Regions from separate parts of the Homo sapiens genome. Here region 1 is linked to region 2. A link is an interaction called in ENCODE POLR2A ChIA-PET data of the cell type or tissue named here. Cell type or tissue: Panc1. All regions are shown on one strand. Links, peaks and the distances in the headings refer to the core of each region. The heading gives the core; the rest is flanking DNA. Region 1 has its middle 50 kb from the start of SLC25A33. Region 2 has its middle 18 kb from the start of LINC02606.

Region 1 (4,385 bases), core at 199-4,198, 78 kb before region 2:
GTTTGTGAGATTATTCTGTTTTTTAATGTTTGAAACTCTCCATAATATAATGTTCTTAACAATTAGAAAAGAGATTTTGCAGGGGCTGGGACTGACCTTATTTGAGTGTGAAGGGACCCACGTTATGAGAGGCACGCAGTGGGCTGGGAGAAAGTGCTGGACAAGTCACACTTGGTCCAGCTGCCAGCTGCCTCCAGATGCGGCTTTCTATGGCTCAGTGTCCGCCAGGGGGAGCCCGAGACCAAGCTAACCCACCCAGGACCGAGAAGCTGGGCAAGGGCTGAACCTGGGTGACCGGCTCTGAGATCTGCTGAGATTGCAAACGCCTTGGTGGGGGAAACTTTACACACAAACCTGAGACGTGCATGAGGCGAAGGCGAGGGCCAACTTTTGGGCCTCCCAAAGTTCTGTGATTACAGGCATGAGCCACCACACCCAGCCTTATTTTATTTTTTCAGATGGGGTCTTTCTCTGCTGCCCAGGCTGGAGTGCAGTGGCACGATCATAGCTCACTGCAGCCTTGAACTCCTGGCATCAAGTGATCTTCCTGTCTCACCTCCCAAAATGCTGTGGTTACAGGCATGAACCACCGTGCCCAGCCGTGAGCAGACTTTGTTCCCTCCCATGCTGAAGCTGAGAGTATGATGGGGGCCCCTGGGCCTCCTGCCCTTTCCCTTGGCGAGCTTGGTCGAAAACACGGAAGTTGCAGATTGCTACGACAGTCTCTAGACTGCCTGATGAAACTGGCTCCTCGGAAAGCAGACTCTGAAGAGTTGGCTTCCACAGCACGGGTTCACATCCCACAATACACACATGTGTGCTGCCCATGTGCATGCCCCGGGAATCAGATCAGGGTGACGAGCCATTACAGTTCACACAGGCCTAACCCCCCACCTCAAAACATTGCTATGGGGACAGTAAAATGGATTGCATGGCCCATGGATTGGCAGTTCCTCAGAAAGCTGGACATGGAGTTACCATATGACCCAGAAATTCCACTTCTAGGTATATACCCAAGAGAATTGAGAACTATGTTGGCACAAAAACTTGCAGCTAGCAGCATTATTCATAATAGCCCCCAAGTGGAAACAACTCAAATATTCATCAACAAATAAATAAATGAAATGTGTAGATTTCTTTTCTTTTTTTTTTTTTGAGACGGAGTTTCGATCTTGTTGCCCAGGATAAAGTGCAATGGTGTGATTTCAGCTCACTGCCTCCCAGGTTCAAGTGATTCTCTTGCCACAGCGTCTCGGGTAGCTGGGATTACAGGTGTGCACCACCAGGTCCGACTAAGTTTTGTATTTTTAGTAGAGACGGGGTTTCACCATGTTGGTCAGGCTGGTCTTGAACTCCTGACCTCAGGTGATCTGCTCATCTTGGGCCTCCCAAAGTGCTGGGATTACAGGCGTGAGCCAACATGCCTGGTCTAGAATGTGTAGATTTTTAAAAACACACACAGTGAAATACTGTTCAGGCCGGGCGTGGTGGCTCATGCCTGTAATCCCGGCACTTTGGGAAGCCAAGGCACGTGGATCACTTAAGGTCAGGAGTTTGAGACCAGCCTGGCTAACATGGTAAAACCCCATCTCTACTAAAAATAAAAATTAGCCAGACATGATGGCGTGCACCTGTAGTCCCAGCTACTCAGAAGGCTGAGGCAGGAGAATTGCTTGAACCCAGGAGGCAGAGATTGCAATGAGCTGAGATTGTGTGCCACTGCACTCCAGCCTGGGGGACAGAGCGAGACTCTGTTGCAAAAAAAAAAAAAAAAAAAAAAAAAAGAAAAGAAAAGAAGAGAAAAAAATACTATTCACCTATAAAAAGGAATGAAATACTGATACATAGATGAACCTTGAAAACATGATGCTAACCAGACACAAAAGGCCACATATCGTATGATTCCATTGATATGAAATATTCTGAGCAGGCGAATTGGTAAAGACAGAAAATAGATGCGTGGTTGCCCAGGGCTGGGGAGGTGGGGATGGGGAATGACTGTTGTACGGGGTCTCTTTTCAGTGTGATGAGAGTGTTCTGCGATTACACAGTAGCGATGATGACACCGCATTGAGAATATGCTAAAAACCAGCGAATTACGCACTTTAGAATATGGTAAAAATGGTGAGGGTTTGAAAAAATAGACTGAAATGCAGGAGCCGCCATTCGGCCAGGGAGGTGGGTAGGACGTCTGAGGATTCCTTCTAGAACCATGGTGAGGGGCAGGCCTTGAAACCTCCTCTGGGTAGCCGCTTGCCCTCACTGCTCCCCTGAAATCAGCCCTGTCCAGCTCGCCAGTGACCCTGCCTCAGCCCTGGTCTTCCTCGACTAGCAAACAAATGCCTCTTCTTCTTCTCCTTCTTCTCCTTCTCCTTCTTTTTCCTTTAAATTGAGACAGAGTTTTGCTCTTGTTGCCCAGGCTGGAGTGCAGTGGTGCAATCTTGGCTCACTGCAACCTCCGCCTCCTAGGCTCAGGCGATTCTCCTGCCTCAGCCTCCCAAGTAGCTGGGATTATAGGCGCACGTCACCACACCTAACTGATTTTTGTATTTTTAGCAGAGATGGGATTTCGCCATGTTGGCCAGGCTGGTCTCGAACTCTTGACCTCAAGTGATCTGCCTGCCTCGGCCTTCCAAAGTGCTGAGATTACAGGTGTGAGCCACCGCGCCCAGCCTTCCTATTCTTCTGCACGTCCTTCCTGTCTTCTGGGACCACAGCACTCTGGATCCTCCTCCTGCCTCCCTGACTGCTCCTTCTCAGTCTGCTGCTGGCTTACTGATGCTCACATGTCCTTAGATTGCTTCTCTGCTGGTCAGCTCACTCCCAGGTGCTCTCAGCAGGTCTCAGGCTGTTAAGTAACACCCAGTCATCAGTCCAGCCCCAAGTGTCCCCTTACTGCAGACTCCATGCCCAGCTGGCTCCTCAGCCTCTCCACAGAAGGCCCACTGAGAAGCTCATACCTAACTTCTGCAAGGCCACTTCCGTTTGCCTGGTGGAAACTTGCTCCTCCCAGACTTCCCTATCCTTGCTCCTGGCAGCCCCATCCTTCCTTTTGCTCAGGCCAGCAATATTGGTGTCACTTAAAAATGGTAGGGCCAGGTGCGGTGTCTCATGCCTGTAATCCCAGCACTTTGGGAGGCTGAGACGGGCGGATCACGAGGTCAGGAGTTCAAGACCAGCCTGGCCAACATGGTGAAACCCTGTCTCTAAAAAAATACCAAAAAAATTAGCTGGGGGCATTGGTGCATGCCTGTAGTTCCAGCTACTTGGGAGGTTGAGGCAGGAGAATTGCTTGAACCCGGGAAGTGGAGGTTGCAGTGAGCCAAGATTGCACCACTGCACTCCAGCCTGGGTAACAGAGTGAGAATCCGTCTCAACAAAAAAAAAAAAAAAAAGAAAAGAAAAAAAGATGGTTAAGGTGGCTGGGTGTGGTGGCCCATGTCTGTAATCCCAGCACTTTGGGAGGCTGAGGCTGGAAGATCACTTGAGCCCAGGAATTCGAGGCCAGCCTGGGCCACATGGTAAAACCCATCTCTACAAAAAATAAAAAAAACCTTTTTTTTGAGACGGAGTCTCGCTTTGTCCCCCATGCTGGAGTGCAGTGGCGCGATCTCAGCTCACTGCAATCTCTGCCTCCTGGGTTCAAGCAATTCTCCTGCCTCAGCCTCTTGAGTAGCTGGGACTGTGTGGTGGCGTGCACCTGTGGTCCCAGCTACCCGGGGGAGCCGAAGTGGGAGAATCGCTTGAGCCCAGGAGGTGGAGGCTGCAGTGAGCTGTAATTGCACCATTGCACTCCTGCCTGGGTAACAGAGTGAGACCCTGTCTCAAAAAGAAGAAACAAAAAGGAAAAATAAAAGGAAAATATAAACCTAGATTTTTTTTTTTTTTTTTATGGAATGAGATAATGTGGTAAAGCTCCCCGGCAGTGCTTGGCACATGGGAGATGCTACACTGACTTTTTTTTTTTTTTTTGAGACAGAGCCTCGCTCTGTCACCCAGGCTGGAGTGCAGTGACGCTATCTTGGCACACCGCAACTTCTGCCTCCAGGGTTCAAGCAATTCTCCTGCCTCAGCCTCCCGAGTAGCTGGGACTACAGGTGCTCACCATCACACCTGGCTAGTTTTTGTATTATTTGTAGAAATGGGGTTTCACTGTGTTGGCCAGGCTGGTCTTGAACTCCTGACCTTGGGTGATCCTCCCATTTCAGCCTCTCAAAGTGCTGGGATTACAGGCGTGGGCCACCGTGCCTGGCCTCCACTGACATTTACAGGAGGCCTAGGATGCTGGAGTGACCGGAGGAGGTGGTGGGAATGGACTCAGGGCTCCAAGATTCCCCACTGGGCTCCTGGCTCTGCTCTCAGATGGAATGTTCTTGGGGCAGAAA
Region 2 (4,385 bases), core at 105-4,104:
AAGACTCCCTGTCCCCACCCCAGTCCCGTCCCAGCTTGTGGCCACATCTGCCCCCAAGAATAAGATTCTGTGATTCAGAGCTTCTCTATTCCCCCTACACCCGCCCTCCTCCTCCCAGCCTCCGCCCCACCCCCACCATCCTGAGCTCTCAGCAGCTTTCTGATAACCACAGCTGTGTTTCTTTCTTGGTCAGAGGTGAGCATGAGCCGAGAGTCACTGGGCTTTGCCCAGAGCCGACTTTCCCTTGTAGCTCAGCGGCTTGTTTCCACTTAGAAGGCAAAACAGGTCAGGCCAGCGAGGCCCTCCCTGCTGGGTCAGGGTGAGGACAGGGCTGCGGGGGGGGCTGGGCTGGGGACCAGAGCAGGAGGAGCAGGCGCCCAGGGGCTGCCCTTGTAAGTGTGCTCCAGTGCCCAGCACGGTGCCTGGCACACAAAAGGCCCATTGGAGGATTTATGGGACAGACGCTCTTCCCAAGCCCCAAGGGGACGTGGTAGAGGGATGTGGTCACATTTTTATTTTGTGATGATGGGAAGAATTATTTTTGTTTCATTGTCTAAAAGCTTAAGTCTATCCAAAAAACATCTGCTAAACATCCACTGTGTGTGGAATAAGTACTTTTTTTGGTCACCCCATCCCTCACCCGCCGCCCCAGACTTTGTTTCTGTCTCTCTCATGTCTAAGGGGAGGAGAACAACGTTTTGCAGACCTGGTCTCATGACCGGGCCGGTGTGTTGGAATGTAAGATGACTTTCTTTAGCAATGTCCCCTTGAATCCATTAGACATTTATTTTAGGTTGAGATGGTACTTTTAAAACCATTGTTAATGGTTTGAGGAGGCCTCAGACACCAAGGTGCCCCAGAATTGATGGCTGAGCCCACAAGCTGGCTGCTTGCCAAGGTGAAGGCCTGAGCCACCTCTCCCACTCCACCTTTTTTTTTTTTTTTTGAGAGTTTTGCTCTGTCACCCAGGCTGGAGTGCAGTGGCGTGATCTCGGCTCACTGCAACCTCCACCTCCCGGGTTCAAGCGATTATCGTGCCTCAGCCTCCCGAGTAGCTGGGATTACAGGTGCCTGCCACTGTGCCTGGCTAATTTTTGTATTTTTAGTAGAGGTGGGGTTTCACCATGTTGGCCAGGCTGGTCTTGAACTCCTGACCTTGTGATCCGCCCACCTCAGCCTTCCAAAGTGCTGGGATTATAGGCATGAGCCACCATGCCCCGCCTATTTTAATGTTTAATATTAGAAGTTGTATTAGTCCATTTTCACGCTGCTGATAAAGACATACCCAAGACTGGGCAATTTACAAAAGAAAGAGGTTTAATTGGGCTTATAGTTCCATGTGGCTGGGGGGGCCTCACAGTCATGGCAGAAGGCAAGGAGGAGCATGTCCCATCTTACATGGATGGCGGCAGGCAAAAAGACAGAACTTGTGCAGGGGAACTCCTCTTTTTAAAACCATCAGATCTCATGAGACCCATTCACCGTCACGAGAACAGTACGAGCAAGACCTGCCCTATGATTTAATCACCCCCCACCGGGTCTCTCCCACAACACGTGGGAATCGTAGGAGTTACAAGATGAGATTTGGGTGGGGACACAGAGCCAAACTGTAGTTTGCCTGTAGTCCAGGGTGCTTGGGAGGTGAGGTGAGAGGATCGCTTAAGCCTGGGAGGCAGAGGTTGCAGTGAGCTGAGATTGCACCACTGTACTCCAGCCTGGGCAACAGGGGAAGACCCTGTCTAAAAAAAAAAAAAAAAAAAAAAAAAAGAAAGAAAGGAAAAAAAAGAAAAAGGCCAGGTGCGCTGGCTCATGCCTGTAATCCCAGCACTTTGGGAGGCTGAGGCGGGTGGATCACCTGAGGTTGGGAGTTCAAGACTAGTCTGACTAACATAGTGAAACCCCATCTCTACTAAAAATACAAAATTAGCCGGGTGTGGTGGCTCATGCCTGTAATCCCAGCTACTTGGGAGGCTGAGGCAGGAGAATCGCTTGAACCTGGGAGGTGAAGGTTGCAGTGAGCCGAGATTATGCCATTGCACTCCAGCCTGGGCAACAAGAGTGAAACTCTGTCTCAAAAAAAAAAAAAAAGAAAGAAAGAAAAGAAAAGAAAAGAGAGAGGTGGGCAGGTCTCTCCTACATTGTGTTATGGTAGTGTGGTGGTGTGGTCGTGTGGTGTTGTGGTGTTGTGGTAGTGTGGTATTGTGGTGTTATGGTAGTGTGGTGTGGTAGTGTGGTGTTGTGGTGTGGTGTTGTGGTGGTGTGGTAGTGTGGTGGTGTGGTGTTGTGGTGGTGTGGTAGTGTGGTGTTCTGGTAGTGTGGTGGTGTGGTGTTATGGTAGTGTGGTAGTGTCCTGGTCAAAGGGCTTTCTGCCACCACGTTATCTTCTTTTGCAGGCCGACTGTTGCAACTTTATTCTACTGCATTATACAAGCAGGGACTGTGCTATCTGGAGGCCAGACCAGACTGGTAGAGAAGTATCTTAAGTGTTTCCTGACACCACAAATCCCCAAACACACTTGTGGTTCAGTTTCTGCTCACGCTACCCGACTTAAGTAACTTGTGCAGGACTCCAATCATCTCAGCATTAAGCCCTCCTGCACTCAAGGCCTTGCTCTGTGGCCTTTGAGCCTCAGCTTCCTGAGCTGTAAAATAGAGCTAGTAAGACCTTTCCTATAGAGCTGTAGGGGAATGGGTTCACGGCACGGTGGAGCTGACTTGTACTGACTCAGGAGGGTTGACTGATGATTTTCAGAAATCATTGGAGCCAGTTTGTAAATACAGCCATCATTAACAATTAAGTTCTATACACTTACGATTAAATAAATTATATTAAAAACAAAGCTCTAAAGACTCAAGACTCCTGGCTTCCTAATTATCTTACTACATTTTACCTATGCCCTGAGGTTATTTATATCCATGGTCTCTGCCTTGTGGAAGTGCTAGTAATGGTGGCTACTGAACACCTCTTCCCAACTCCACATTCAACAATGTCACTCTGGGACCTCAAAACCAACTGCGCTGGGAGTATTTACACCACAGAAATGGGCAAATGCTCTCAGCCAGGGCTTTCTTTACTCTTTTGTTGATTTTCTAGATTTAAGAAAGCAATGGAGAAAATGTTAATATTGGCCAGGCACGGTGGCTCACACCTGTAATCTCAGCATTTGGGAGGCCGAGGTGGGCAGATCACTGAGGTCAGGAGTTCAGGACCAGCCTGGCCAACATGATGAAACCCTGTCTCTACTAAAAATACAAAAATTAGCTTGGTGTGGTGTCGCATACCTGTAACCCCAGCTACTTGAGAGGCTGAGGCAGGAGAATCACTTGAACCCAGGAGGTGGAGGTTGCACTGAGCCGAGATTGTGCCACTGCACTCCAGCTTGGGCCACAGAGTGAGACTCCAAAACAAAAAGTTAATATTGCAAATTAAACTTGAAAGTGAATTGTACTTCTAGCAATAACATTGTGAATAGTACAAAAGATAAGGAACTATTCTCCCAGTATTCAAAGCTGTTATCCAATTTAGCAAAAAAAAGTAAAGTTCCAATATATAGTTGTCCCTTGGTATCCCAGACCCAGCCACCCAGGTGGAAGAAGGAGCCCAGGACCTGGAGGACACAGAACAGTGGAGGTGTCAGGCCAGGCCTGTGAGGTTTGGAGCTGGACCTGAACAGGATGGGGCCTCCAACTCTATCACTCCCACCCACCAAAGGGCAAGCTGGGCCCTGGCAAGTTGCAGGCCGAGAGTTTGGAAGCATAGGCTCCAGGTGTGAGTTCAAACCCTGGCTGTGACATTTATTTATTTATTTTTTTATTTTGAGACGGAGTCTCACTCTGTCACCAGGCTGAAGTGCAGCGGCGCAATCTAGGCTCACCGCAACTTCCACCTCCCGGGTTCAAGAAATTATCTTGCCTCAGCCTCCCAAGTAGCTGGGATTACAGGTACGCACCACCACGCCCGGCTGATTTTGTATTTTTAGTAGAGACGGGGTTTCTCCATGTTGGTCAGGCTGGTTTTGAACTCCCGACCTCAGATCCTGACATTTATAAGCTTCAATCTTGGGCAACCACTTACCTTCCTTCCCTGAGCCCTTGTTGTCCCATCTGGACCCATTAGTTTCAGGACCCTCCCTTGGATACCAAAATCCACGAATGCTCAAATCCCTTATATAAATTGGTGTAGTAGTTGCATATAACCTACACATATCCTCTCGTATATCTGAAATCATTTCTACACTACTTATAATACCTAATACAATGTAAATGCGGTGTAAATAGTTGTTATACTGTATTGTTTAGGAAATAATGACAAAAATAAGAAGTCTGTACATGTTTGGTACAGATGCAACCGTCCATTTTTTTTGAATGAATATTTTAGATCCATG

Evidence for each region. Peaks named below come from ENCODE experiments on the same cell type or tissue, not always from the same donor. Only the 100,000 strongest peaks of a DNase experiment are listed, where the experiment ranks them.
Region 1: POLR2A ChIA-PET joins it to region 2 with 10 read pairs; 2 of 35 experiments call an interaction of 5 or more read pairs at or near these places.

What each region holds. Positions count from the first base shown.
Region 1 is chr1:9,487,090-9,491,474 of GRCh38, reverse strand. No RefSeq gene overlaps it. Among named protein-coding and RNA genes, the nearest start is that of SLC25A33, 50 kb to the left of the region's middle. In Panc1, for the core only: a CTCF peak has its summit at 217 (motif pointing right); a DNase peak (open chromatin) is centred at 224; H3K27ac peaks cover 2,015 bases.
Region 2 is chr1:9,409,068-9,413,452 of GRCh38, reverse strand. No RefSeq gene overlaps it. Among named protein-coding and RNA genes, the nearest start is that of LINC02606, 18 kb to the left of the region's middle. RefSeq lists an enhancer at 1-847. In Panc1, for the core only: no CTCF peak of the experiment used is centred there; a DNase peak (open chromatin) is centred at 2,542; H3K27ac peaks cover 3,850 bases.